Regions from separate parts of the Homo sapiens genome. Here region 1 is linked to region 2. Evidence: chromatin contacts called from ENCODE Hi-C or POLR2A ChIA-PET data. All regions are on one chromosome and are shown on one strand. The core of a region is the stretch at or near the end of the contact, and the rest is flanking DNA. Distances in the headings are between cores, read along the strand shown.

Evidence for each region. Hi-C counts contacts between places; a loop is a spot of excess contacts on that map. ChIA-PET counts read pairs that join two places held with the same protein, here RNA polymerase II (POLR2A). Pooled maps may share reads with other maps.
Region 1: a map of CD8-positive, alpha-beta T cell shows a loop between it and region 2 (9-fold over the local background). The contact joins the promoter of ZNF682 here to the promoter of ZNF486 in region 2. A Hi-C loop is called at or near these places in 13 of 168 maps with a recorded cell type or tissue (B cell, CD4-positive, alpha-beta T cell, CD4-positive, alpha-beta memory T cell and 9 more), 7 of 37 single-sample maps with no recorded cell type and 29 of 50 pooled maps. POLR2A ChIA-PET finds 5 or more read pairs at or near these places in 23 of 52 experiments (AG04450, B cell, CD4-positive, alpha-beta T cell and 15 more).

What each region holds. Positions count from the first base shown.
Region 1 is chr19:20,034,911-20,041,820 of GRCh38, forward strand. It overlaps ZNF682 (zinc finger protein 682), which reads right to left and starts at 4,595. Exons shown (of 4, transcript NM_033196.3): 1 at 4,433-4,595. The coding sequence starts at 4,435. RefSeq lists an enhancer at 4,365-4,941.
Region 2 is chr19:20,163,022-20,169,539 of GRCh38, forward strand. ZNF486 (zinc finger protein 486) reads left to right here and starts at 4,193. Exons shown (of 4, transcript NM_052852.4): 1 at 4,193-4,339. The coding sequence starts at 4,310. The region is part of intron 5 of LOC105372310 (a long non-coding RNA gene); the gene reads right to left. RefSeq lists an enhancer at 4,775-5,716.

The DNA.
Region 1 (6,910 bases), core at 3,345-5,844, 130 kb before region 2:
GCATGGCGAAACCCCGTCTCTACTAAAATCCAAAAACCAGCCGGGCATGTTGGTGCGTGCCTGTAATCCCAGCTACTCAGGAGGCTGAGGTATGAGAATATCGCTTGAACCTGGGAGGCACAGGTTGCAATGAGTGGAGATCATGCCACTGCACTCCACCCTAAGCAACAGGCTGAAATTCTGTCTCAAATACATATATACATATAGACACTAAAATCATGCTGACCTATAATCATACCTGTTGGATTAATTAATAAGCATATTAATTGATGTGACAGAGGTGGGGTTAATATCTATTGTAACAATTTGTTACTATATTTTTTCCTTTTTTTGAGACGGAGTTTTGCTCTTGTTGCCACGGCTGGAGTGCAGTGGCATGATCTTGGCTTACTGCAACCTCTGTCTTCCTGTTTCAAGCAATTCTCCTGCCTCAGGCTCCCGAGTAGCTGAGATTACAGGCGCCCACCACCACGCCAAGCAAATTTTTGTATTTTTAGTAGACACATGGTTTCACCATGGTGGCCAGGCTGGTCTCGAACTCCTGACCTCGTGATCCACCCACCTCAGCCTCCTAAATTCCTGGGATTACAGGTGTGAGCCACCGCACCTGGCCTATTTTCTTTTGATATAAGATATAAATATCTTAGGATAAACAATTTTAACATATTAGTCATAACGTATGTAGTATTAGAAAATTATCTGTAATATTAATTCAGTTAAAATAATTTATATTTCAAAAGAATACAGAATATCAAAATCATTATTTTAAAGCAGTTTGTCCAAAATAAATATTGTGCTGTTATATTCACTATTGTACAAAATACTGTTTGTTTGTTTTTTTTTGAGATGGAGTCTCACTCTCTTGCCCAGGCTGGAGTGCAGTAGTGTGATCCTGGCTCACTGCAACCTCTGCCTCCCAGGTTCAGGCAATTCTCCTGCCTCAGCCTACCAAGTAGCAGGGATTACAGGCGTTCACCACCACACCCAACTAATTTTTGTATTTTTAGTAGAAACGAAGTCTCACTATGTTGGCCAGGCTGGTCTTGAACTCCTGACCTCAGGTGATCCTCCCACCTCAGCCTCCCAAAGTGCTGGGATTACAGGTGTGAACCACTGCACCCAGCCGAAAAAATACTCTTTAATTTAAATGGATGCAGTTTGTCTACACAAGAGTACATATAACTATGCCAACTGTTCTTAAAATATAAATAGAAACCAAGGTACAGAGCGTACTCTGAGCTGGTCTTGCTATCGCAGCATAAGCCCTTCAGCCTGCACATATTAGTAATTACCTTGGAGCAGCAGTTTTCTATTGAAAACACCTATCGTTTTTATCTCTCCAGATACTGAAGAGATACCCTTCTGTATCTGTGACCCTTTAGCTTTCTGGATTGCTGAATTAAATCCTATCCTTCGTGTTTTCTGAGACAAAGTTTTGCTCCTATTGCCCAGGCTGGAGTGAAGTGGGCAGATCACCTGAGGTCAGGAGTTCAGGACCAGCCTGGCCAACATGGTGGAACCCTGTCTCTACTAAAAATACAAAAAATTAGCCAGGTGTGGTGACGGGCACCTGTAAACCCAGCTACTCGGGAGGCTGAGGCAGGAGAATTGCTTGAACCCAGGAGGCAGAGGTTACAGTGAGCCGAGATTGTGCCACTGCACTCCAGCCTGGACAACAAGAGTGAAACTCCATCTCAAAAAAAAAAAAAAAAAAAAAAAGATTTACATATATTTTGAAGAAGCAGAGAAAAAAGGTACATATAAAAGTTTTCTAGGCCGGGCATGGTGGCTCATGCCTGTAATCCCAGCATTTTGGAAGGCCAAGGCAGGAGGATCTCTTAAGGCCAGGTGTTCGACACCAGTTCCGGGAACATGGTGAGATGCTGTCTCTATAAAAAAAAAAGAAAAAAAAAAAAAAAAAAAAATTAGCTAGGCAAGTTGGTGCATGCCTATAGTCCTAGGTAACTGGGAGGCTGAGGTAGCAAGACTGCTTAAGCCCAAGAGTTCAAGGTTATAGTGAGCTATGATCATGCCATTGTACTCTAGCCTAAGTGAAAGAGTGAGACTCTGTCTCAAAAAAATCAATCAATCAATAATAAAAGTTTTCTAAATTCTATCCTTCAGGAAAAGGCAAAAGAACAAAATGTCTTCCCTCATTTTCAAGTGGGGGAATGAAGCCCCTTATTTCTAATTTGTATTTGCTTCTGCAAAAGGTAGGTCTAGGCCCATGGTCTTGAACTACTGGACATCTGACAACTGAGGGGTGGCGTTGGGCACACTGTGTGCACATAAAAAAAGGGTTTGTGGGGGAACTAAAAGGCAAACGAGGGAAAGTTGCTATCTAGAAGCCATGGGTGGGACAGTGCAGGGTTACGGAAGGACTGGTTCATGCTATAGATTGTGTCCCAGGAGAGGCTATGCTCTGACTTCTTCCTGTGTCCATGCAGGCAGATGAGACTATAATCAGGTGGCACAGAAGCCTGGGTTGGTGAAAAAACCAGGTTGCCAGTACAGACTACCTTTCAAGCTCTACTGATAATTTACACTTAATTAAAAACTGAAGTTAAAATAAGCAAAGAAATCTTTCCAAGGTGACAAACTCAGGAAGCGGCAATACTGATTGGAACACAGACATATCTGACTCAGATGTCAAGTCAAGCCATTCTATCATTTGGGACATTTTCCCGCCCCATCCTGCTCACTGAAGTGGACAATAACCATTCTACCAAGAGCCACTGTGCTGTGCCCCACTGTGTCCCTTAGATGCATTTTGCTTTGCAGGTTTTTGCACTGCCTCACTGGGTTGGGTGTTCCTTGTCCTTGGGGATATTTTTTTTCTCTCTTCACCAATCTGAGAAAATTTTCTCCTCAATACTAGCATCCAAATTGCCTGGCCAGCACTGTATCTCTAAGAAATGGAAACTGGGAGTTGGGGAAGAAAATCTTAATGTCCTAATGGATTTGCTTTCAGAGGAAAGGTATACCTGATTTCTCCCAGGCACAATGCACCAACCACTCCACAGAGAGGCCACATTCCCATACCTGGCAGGGTTGCCCCTGAGAGGAGATGGCCCAGGGGCTGATATTCACTAGACACCTCAGGAGACACAGCCACTGTGGGCATCTCATGTCATCCCCAGACAGTTCTGAAACTCAAAACCAGGAAAATAACACAGGGTGGCTGAGGATGCATTGCCCTGTGAAGTTTCCAAAGTGGAACCTCAACCCAAAAACATTCTGATAAGGTGTCTGTGCCTAGGAAAGATTAAAGGGAGATTGGCACAAAGGTTTTTGTTTTTTGGTCTTTTTTTTTTTCATGGTGGAGTGTTGGGATTATTCTCTGCTTTCATCTCCTGTAAAATGTTTGCAAATGAAAAACAATTCTTTTTCTAAAAAGTGCCATCCGCTGCTCTTTGAAATAATGATCAATCAAAATACTGTGTCTGAAATGTACAAAAAAGGACTAATAGTTGATAATGTTGTGAATTAGAGAGGGGAAGTTGGTGTTGAAGAATGTCAGGAAAGAACTGAAAATTTAAAATTCAACTGCAAGTCAGAGTTAGGCTGGGGCAACAGAGTGGTAGCTTTGAGATTCTGTTTGTCACACATTTGGAAAATCCAAGAGAAAACCACTTCTGTGGAGTGTTAAATAAATAGCAGGCAGTTAGACTGAGGTGGCTCTAGTACCCTGAGTTCCTACATTAAAAAAAAAAAAAATCAAAGGCAAATACATTTCTTGTAAATTGCTACCTTAGGGGGAAACAAAATTCAGATTTTTCAGATTTAAGCAACCACAAACCTTCAATTAACTTCTGATTACATAACCAGGCAATGACAACCTGAATAGTCTAAATAAGATGACTACATAACTGGAACGAGTCAGTTACTGAATTCGGTTTGCTTCATCCTGCACTTTATAAAAAACTTTCCTTCAAGCTCTTCGGCTGGACCCCCAACCACAAACCGTGGCTGGGTGCTCTCTGAGCATAAATCACTGTTAACTTCAATAAGTTTTCAACATTTTAAAGGTGACTCCCATAGTTTTTAAACAGGAGAAGGAAAAGACTGAGGACCCCCGGGATCACAGCACTTCCCACGCACAAACCACACACGGGGTCTGGACTCTGCCCTGAGGACGCTTCCATTGTCCCCGCAGTCGGGGCAGACGCAAGAACGCGCGCGGCTCTTCCCAGGGTGGGCTCCGGGCGGGAAGCGGGAGAACGGAACGGGATGCCCGCCCAGGGTCCCGGCTGCTGGCCCACCTCGCATCCTGTGCCCGGAGGTGATCGACGGCCGAGCTGTGCCTGCCGGGGACTCCAGTCCGCAGACTCCGGAGCTGACAGCTGGGAGGCCCCAGTCCCGTCACTGCCGGTTCCGGCCGGTTTCAACCAGCCCTGCCCCCACCTCGGGATGCGCGGCCTGGCACACTCACCATTTTTCGGCTTCCGGGATGTCGTGGAGTCTTAGCTCTGGATCTCACAGCATCTGCAAGTCAGAGGGCAACAGAGGCTGCGACAGTCACCGGGAACTACTAGAGCAGAGGATACTAAGCAATGAAGATGGACCCTGAGCTCTGGCTGGAGCGAGACAAAGGCCCCGCCAGCTCCAGGACACCGCCCCCTCTACCTTGGCTGCGCACCTGATTGGACAGTTCCCACTCTAGCGCCCATGATTGGATACAGTTCCATGCCCCGCCCCCTCAGGTCATGAGTGACAGGAGGCGTGATCTGAGAATGTGTTGAATAAGGCAAGAGTTACAGGTTTTTCCTGAACCCTTTTCTGGCGCGCTTCCTTCCTGAATTGGAAACTGGCCCTTCCTGGGGAACATTTGCATTTAACTTTGTATATAAAGTTATCTTTATTTGTGAATAGTATACATATGTTATTCACAAATGGAAACAATATAATGACAATTATTTTAAAATCTCAGATTTCATCATTTTCCTAGCCTCCAGTCTTTTGAGCAGGCAGCCTAAGATGTCGCAAGGGAGGCAATTCTCTAAGAAATAAACTGTGAAGCACATATGAATTTTACATTTTCTAGTAGCCACATTTTAAAAAAGAAACCAGGCGTGGTAGCCTGTGCCTGTAGTTCTAGCAACTAGGGAGGCTGAGGCGGGAGCATCACTTGAGGCCAGGAGTTTTAAGACCAGCCCGGGCAACATAGCGATGATCCCATCTCTACAAAAAATAATTAAAAATTTAGCCAAGTCTGGTGGTGCACGCCTGCAGTCCTAGCTACTCAGAAGGCTGAGGCGGGAGGATCACTTGACCCTGGGAGACCAAGACTGCAGTGAGCCACGATCACACCATTGCACTACAGCCGGGGTGACAGAGTGAAACCAAGTTTAAAAAAAAAAAGATCTCTGAAGAAGGCATTTTCTCTTTCTGCAATTTAGCCAAGCAGCTGAGTATGTCTTGAAGTCATCTTCTAATTTTTAACAGGGCAAGGATGTTTTCTAAAACCCCAGTCTCCAGAGTTGCCATGGGGCAAATCCCGGCAGCATACATGAAAATCACTCACAGCTAATGCATTCTTCATCAGATCCAGTGCTTCTTACCCCTGGCAAATAAAAATCACCTGCGGGGTTGGGAGCGGTGGTTCACGCCTATAATCTCAGCATTTTGGGAGGCCGAGACGGGCGTATCACCTGAGGTCAGGAGTTCGAGACCAGCCTGGCCAACATGGTGAAACCCCCATCTCTACTAAAAATACAAAAATTAGCCGGGCATGGTGGCACACGCCTGTAATCCCAGCTACTCGGGAGGCTGAGGCAGGAGAATGGCTTGAACGTGGGAGGCGGAGGTTGCAGTGAGTCGAGATCGCGCCATTGCAGAGTGAGACTTCGTGGGGAGGGTGGTGGTGGCGGCGGGGGGTGTGGAGAATGACTGGAGGGGCGGGGCAGGATGTAAACTTAAAATCCCTGAAGCCCAAGTTGCAACAGACCAATTAAATTAGAATCCTTGGAGTTGGATCTGGGCAACAATATGGTTTAAAGCTCTCAGGGTGATTACAGTGTGTAGCCAAGTACCCAAACTACTGCTTTTCACCAACAGCTTTTTCTTTTTTTTTTTTGAGATAGAGTTTTGCTCTTTTTGCCCATCCTGGAGTTCAATGGTGCGGTCTCGGCTCACTGCAACCTCCGCCTCCCGGGTTCAAGCGATTCTCCTGCCTCAGCCTCCCAAGTAGGTGGGATTACAGGCGCTTGCCACCACGCCCGCTAACTTTTTGTATTTTTAGTACAGACAGGGTTTCACCATGTTGGCCAGGATGGTCACGATCTCTCGACCTCGTGATCCACCCGCCTCGGCCTCCCAAAGTGCTGGAATTACAGGTGTGACCTACCGCACCTGGCCTTCATCAACAGTTTTGATGAATTAGTTATAAATGGTTTTTCAAATGCATGTAAAAACGTTTGCTGCTGAGTTGTGACCTTACAATCTTAACTCATTTCCCACTTACTATACTTTGCAGAACCAACCTCTGCTACTCGCTTTGTTCCTGATTGAACCTGGTTCCATGTGTGCTCAGTGTATACTATGCACAGGGCACTGTGCTGTGTGCCCTGGTCCCGGTGAGCATCATTCTCAGGGGAGAACCTTGCTGAAAACAAAATCACATCCCAAAAAGTTAAAATCATGCTACTGGCCGGGCGCGGTGGCTCACGCCTGTAATCGCAGCACTTTGGGAGGCCGAGGCGGGTGGAGCACGAGGTCAGACGTTCGAGACCAGCCTGGCTAACGTGGTGAAACCCCGTCTCTACTAAATATGCAAAAAATGCAAAAAATTAGCCGGGCGGGGGGGCGGGCGCCTGTAATCCGAACTACTTGGGAGGCTGAGGCAGGAGAATCCTTGAAACCTGGGAGGCAGAGGTTGCAGTGAGCCGAGATTGCACCACTGCAGTCCAGC
Region 2 (6,518 bases), core at 2,943-5,442:
CCCTCCCCCCACTCAATGGTGCAGTTCCTTTAAAGAACTAAGCCCAGAGGATCAGAAACATGCTTGGTTTACTGATCGATCCAGCAAACATATTGGTGGGACCCAATGCTGGAAGGGCATGGCTTATAATCCTGTTAAAAACGTAAGCATTTCTGATGAAGGAAGGGGTGGGAGCAGCCAGTTAGCTGAACTAGTAGCCAACCTCCAAGATATTCAGGAGGAAGCCAGAGGGATTTGTCACTTGTATACCAACTCTTGGTCAGTAGCAAATGGTCTTACTACCTGGATGCTCCAATAGTGACAAAACAAATGGTTAATTGGGAATAAAGAGGTTTGGGGAAAAAAATACTGAGAAGATATCTGAATCCTGGTGCACACTACCATTGTTGCTGTTTTCCATGTTGATGCTCATCCATCTCTGCTTTCTCTTGACAGACTATTTAATCACCAGGAAGATCAACAGGCCAAAATTTTTATTATAACTGCAAACTTGAATGCGGATGAATTGATTTCCTGTTCAAGCCTTGCAATGACTGGCATTATAATGTGTGGTGGTATAATTGATAGTGATTAGTGGCCTAAATATTCCACTTAAAAGATACAGAATGGTAGAATGGAGAAGAGTTTACCAACCAAATATCTGCGGTCTTTAAGAGACTCACCCAACACATAAAAACTCACATAAAGTTAAGGTAAAGGGTTGGGAAAAGATAGTCATGCAAATGTACCCCAAAAGCAAGCAGTAGTAGCCATTCTTACATCAGACAAAACAGACATTAAAGCAAAAACAGTTAAAAATAAAAAAAGACAAAGAGGGACATTATATAATGATAAAAGGACTAGTCCAACAGGAAAATATCACAATTCTAAATATATATGCACCTAACACTGGAGCTCCCAGTTTATTAAACAATTACTACTAGACCTAAGAAATGAGATAAATGGCAACACAATAATAATGGGGAACTTCAATACTCTACTGACAGCACTAGACAAGTCATCATGACAGAAAGTCAACAACAACAACAACAACAAAAACAATGGACTTAAACTATACCGTAGAACAAATGGACTTGACAAATATTTACAGAACATTCCACACAACAACTGCAGAATATACATTTCATTCATCAGCATATGAATCATTCCCTAAGACAGACATATGATGGGCCACAAAACAAGTCTCGATAAATTTAAGACAATCAAAATTATATCAACTACTCTGTCAGACTACAGTGGAATAAAAGTGAAAACTCCAAGTGAACCCTCAAAACCATGCAAATCCATGGAAATTAAATAAATACATGGAAATTAAATAAAAATAAAATTTAGGATCAACTTGTTTCTGAATGATTGTTGTATGAAATCAAGATGGAAATTTAAAAATTCTTTGAGCTGAACGATAATAATGACAATCTATTAAAATGTCTGGGATACAGCAAAAGTCGTGCTAAAAGGAAAGTTCATAGCATCAAGTGCCTACTAAAAAGTCTGAAAGCTCATAAGTAGACAATCTAAGATAACACCTCAAGGAACTAGAGAAACAAGAACAAGCCAAACCCAAACCCAGTAGAAAAAAAGAAATAACAAAGATCAGAGCAGAACCCTAGGGGGAGGGGTGGCTGCAGTCTCTGTGGACCAGCAGACTTAGCCTTTCCTCCTGCTAGTTTTGAAGAATTTGAGCAGCCCAGATGAGTGGATTTTCCCCCAGTGAAACACCCCCCTCCACCAAAGGACAGTCAAAGTGCTTCATTAAATGAGTTCTGCTTCCTGTGCCACCCAACTGGATGAGACCCTTCAACAGGGATTGTCAGACACCCTATAGAGGAGCAATTCTACTGGCATCAGGTTTGTGCCTCTTGAGGTCAGAGATCCCAGAGGAAGGAGCGGGCACTCTTCTTTGCTGTTCTCCAACTTCCTTGAGTGACATCTCCAGGCACGGCGGTGAACCAGATGAATAGGTCCTGAAGTTAGCCCCTAGCAAACTGCAGCAGCGCTACAGAAGATGGACCTGACCATTGAAAGAAAAACAAACAGAAAGCAACAATGCATCAACAAGAAAAAAATGTACCCACAAAAACCTCATCCAAAGCCACACATGGTGGCTCACACCTGTAACCCAATACTTTGGGAGGCCGAGGCAGTGGGCAGAGCACTTGAGGTCACGAGTTCGAGACTAGCCTGGCCAACATGGTGAAACCTTGTCTCTACTAAAAAATACAAAAAAAAATAGCCAGGCGTGGTGGTGCATGCCTGTAGTCCCAGCTACTAGGTAGTCTGAGACATGAGAATCACTTGAACCTGGGAGGCAGAATTTGCAGTGAGCTGCGATTGTGCCACTGCACTCCAGCCTGAGTGACAGAGAGAGAGACTGTTAAAAAAAAAAAATCCAAGTGTCAGAAGCCTCAAAGATCGAAACTAGACAAACTCATGAAGATGAGAAAGAATCAACAAAAAACAGCTGAAAGGCCAGAGTGCCTCTTCTCTTCCAAATGATCAAAATGTCTCTTCAGCAAGGTGCAGAACTGGACAGAAGATGAGATGCATGAATTGATAGAAGTAGGCTTCAGAAGATGGTTAATAACAAACTCTGCTGAGCTAAAGAAACATGTTCAAACCCAATTTGAAGAAGCTAAGAACCTCGATAAAAGGTTAGAGGAACTGTTAACTAGAATAACCAGTTTGGAGAGGAACATAAGAGGATGAGATGCATGAATTCACAGAAGTAGGCTTCAGAAGACGGTTAATAACAAACTCTGCTGAGCTAAAGAAACATGTTTGAACCCAATTTGAAGAAGCTAAGAACCTTGATAAAAGGTTAGAGGAACTGCTAACTAGAATAACCAGTTTGGAGAGGAACATAAGAGGATGAGATGCATGAATTCACAGAAGTAGGCCTCAGAAGATGGTTAATAACAAACTCTGCTGAGCTAAAGAAACATGTTCGAACCCAATTTGAAGAAGCTAAGAACCTTGATAAAAGGTTAGAGGAACTGCTAACTAGAATAAACAGTTTGGAGAGGAACATAAATGACCTGATGGAGCTGAAATGTTTGGCATGAGGCCCAGTCACTAGGGCCCTTTGCGACTGGGCTCAAGGAACACAAAAACGTTATCTTGTTTTTCAATAACTAACATATAGGAATAGATTGAAACAGAGATTTCTCTGAAATGACACTACATGAATGCCTCAATGAATGCCTCAAGGGGGTCACACAACCGGTTCTGAGACTTGGTGACCATTGTTTGTGTCTGTGTTCAATTTATTTCAAAATTAATATTTAACTTTTCCTCCACAAATTCCCCTGTCTTGATGAATGGGCTCTGTCTAGGCAAAAGGCCTGTCTTTATGAATCAGCTCTGTCTAGACAAAAGGCAAGGTAAAACCCTTGGGCTGTTACACAACCTCCGCCTCCTGGGTTCAAGCGATTCTCTTGCCTCAGCCTCCGGAGTAGCTGGGACTACAAGTGCACACCAGCACACCCAGATAATTTTTTGTATTTTTAGTAGAAATGGGGTTTCACCATGTTGGCCAGGCTGGTCTTGAACTCCTGACTCAAGTTATCCGCCCACCTTGGCCTCCCAAAGTGCTGGAATTAGAGGCGTGAGCCACTGCGCCTGGTTCTAAATGATTTCTATTTCCTGTAACAATTTGAAATTACTTAAAGGTTGTTTCAAATTGAAAAAAAGAATGTAGATAAAATATAAAAAGTTAAAAAAATTACAAGTGATTATGAAATATATGTGTAAATCTCGAGAGGTCAAAAGTGACAAATCTGATTTATATATAAGGTTTTATTAAAATTAGCTTTAGTATTGATAATACACTATTACCAAAGTAAAAGTTGATTTTCTAACAAAAATTTTATGTATTATTAATATGACAGCAAAATACTTCTGTTCACCTTTTGAATACATGCAAAAAGAGAGAGAGTAAAAAAGAGATAGAATTTTCCCTTGCTCTAGGGTGGGCCTGGCTCAGCTCAGGGAGGAAGCCCTGCCTGAAAAGGCTGCAGCTTAGGCTGTTACTCTTTCATCACTCAGCCCAGCATCTGATCACATCCTCTGTCACTCAGGGACTGAGTGGGCGGGGCCTTAAGCATTATCCAATCAGAGACGCTGGGCTGGAAACCGTCCAATCAGGCAGGCAGCTGGAGCAAAGAGGACGGCTTCCGGGTTTGGCGCGGCCTTTGTCTCTCGCTGCATCTGGAGCTCTAGGTCGCCTCTTCGCTACTCTGTGTCCTCTGCTCCTAGAGGCCCACCCTCTGTGGCCCTGTGTCCTGTAGGTATTGGGAGATCCACAGCCAAGATGCCGGGACCCCTTAGAAGCCTAGAAATGGTGAGAGTGCCCATTGGACATCCTGAGAGAGGGGAGGGACTGGTTGATGGGAAGTGGCTGTGGAGGGACTCAGGCCTCCCCGTAGTCAGCTCCACAATCTGCGTCCGGACTTCTCCTTACCCAGCTCGGCCTCAGTCCCCTTCAGCCATAAGATGGTGGCTGCGCTGACAGCCGGTCCCGGGGCGTCCTGTCTCTTCCCTGCGCAGTGACCGTGCCCTGGCCTGGCGCCCTCTCTGTGCAGCAGCTCTCCACCCGCAGCTTCGGGTCTCTCCCAGATGGTGCGGGAACCACGAGAAGGTCATCAGGGGAGAATCTTGACTCGGGGTGCGGGTTCACGATTCGGAAGAGCTTTGGTCCGTGGGGTTCACAGTTTCTCTTTTCTTTTGTTAAAAATTTATGGGGCCGGGCGCGGTGGTTGACGTCTGTAATCCCAGCATTTTGGGAGGCGAAGGCTGGCGGATCACTTGAGGTAAAGGGTTGCTAGGACAACTAAATTCCTCTTCAAAGACTCAACTTCCTGATCAGAAGTTGTAAAAGTTGTAAAACAACCCTACCCCTTTTTCTCCCTTTTCCTTTTCTCGCAAATCGCTCGTTTATCCTATTTGGAAAAAGTTTGGGTCTAAGCCAACCGGGATCAGCTTAGATTGTGCGGTCTGACCCCAGCCAATAGGGGAAGGACACAAAAACAAAAACTACGTTGGGGTTAAAAACCCATTCCTGGTCGGGCGCGGTGGCTCACGCCTGTAATCCCAGCATTTTGAGAGACCTAGGCGGGAGGATCTTGTGGTCAGGAGTTCTAGACCATCCTGGCCAACACCGTGAACCCCGTCTCTACTAAAAATACAAAAATTAGCCAGGTGTGGTGGCAGGCACCTGTAATCCCAGCTACTTGGGAGGCTGAGGCACGAGAATTGGTTGAACCCAGGAGGCGGAGGTTGCAGTGAGCTGAGACCGCGCCATCGTACTTAAGTGTGCGTGACAGAGCAAGACTCCTTCACACACACAAAAGAAGGGCCAGGCGCAGTGGCTCACGCCTGTAATCCCAGCACTTTGGGAGGCCAAGGCAGGCGGATCACCTGAGTTCGGGAGTTCGAGACCGGCCTGACTAACATGGAGAAACCCTGTCTCTATTAAAAATACAAAATTAGCTGGGCTTGGTGGCGCATGCCTGTAATCCCAGCTACTCGGGAGGCTGAGGCAGGAGAGTTGCTTGAACCCGGGAGGAGGAGGTTGCGGTGAGCCGAGATCGTGCCATTGCACTCCAGCCTGGGCAACAACAGCGAAACTCCGTCTCAAAAAAAAAAAAAAGTAAGAATCTTAAAATTTTCTTCCTTTATGTAAACACTGTTTGAGTAATTTCACTGGATTTTTCAAACACTTAGTTTCAAAAACCAAGTGAATAACACTGACATGGAAATTAAAGCTTGAACCTAGTAATTCCAAGCTAAGGCTAATATGAAGTCTGCAAAAGGAGGGGGTTAAAAAAAATTTTTTTTTTTTGAGACAGTCTTGCTTTGTGGCCCAGGCTGGAGTGCAGTGGCGCGATCTCGGCTCACTGCAACCTCCGCCTCCGGGGTTCAAGCAGTTCTCCTGCCTCAGCCTCCCAAGTAGCTGGGACTACAGGCACTCGCCACCACGCCCGGCTAATTTTTGTATTTTTAGCAGAGACGGGGTTTCACCATATTGGCCAGGCTGGTGTCGAACTCCTGACCTTGTGATCCGCCTACCTCAGCCTCCCGAAGTGGTGGGGTTACTACATTTTTTTTATTTTGACATGGAGTTTAGCTCTTATTACCCAGTCTGGAGTGCAATGGTATGATCTCGGCTCACCGCATCCTCTACCTCCTGGGTTCAAGGGATTTTCCTACCTCAGCCTCTGGAGTTACTGGGATTGCAGGCACGCGCCGTCACGCCCGGCTAATTATGTGTGTTTACTAGGGGTTTCTCCATGTTGGTCAGGCTGGTCTCTAACTCCCAACCTCAGGTGATCCATCCGCCTTGGCCTCCCAAAGTGCTGGGATTACATGCTTGCGCCACCGCGCCCGGCCAACAGGAGGTTATTAAAGGCCTAGTTAGTTTTTTCTGGGGAGCCTCGCCTGCAGATGTCCCAGCCTGCTCACCCCACCCATGGAAGGAGCCTTTATCCTGAGAGAAGCTACGGAGCCCTGGAAAGCTGGAG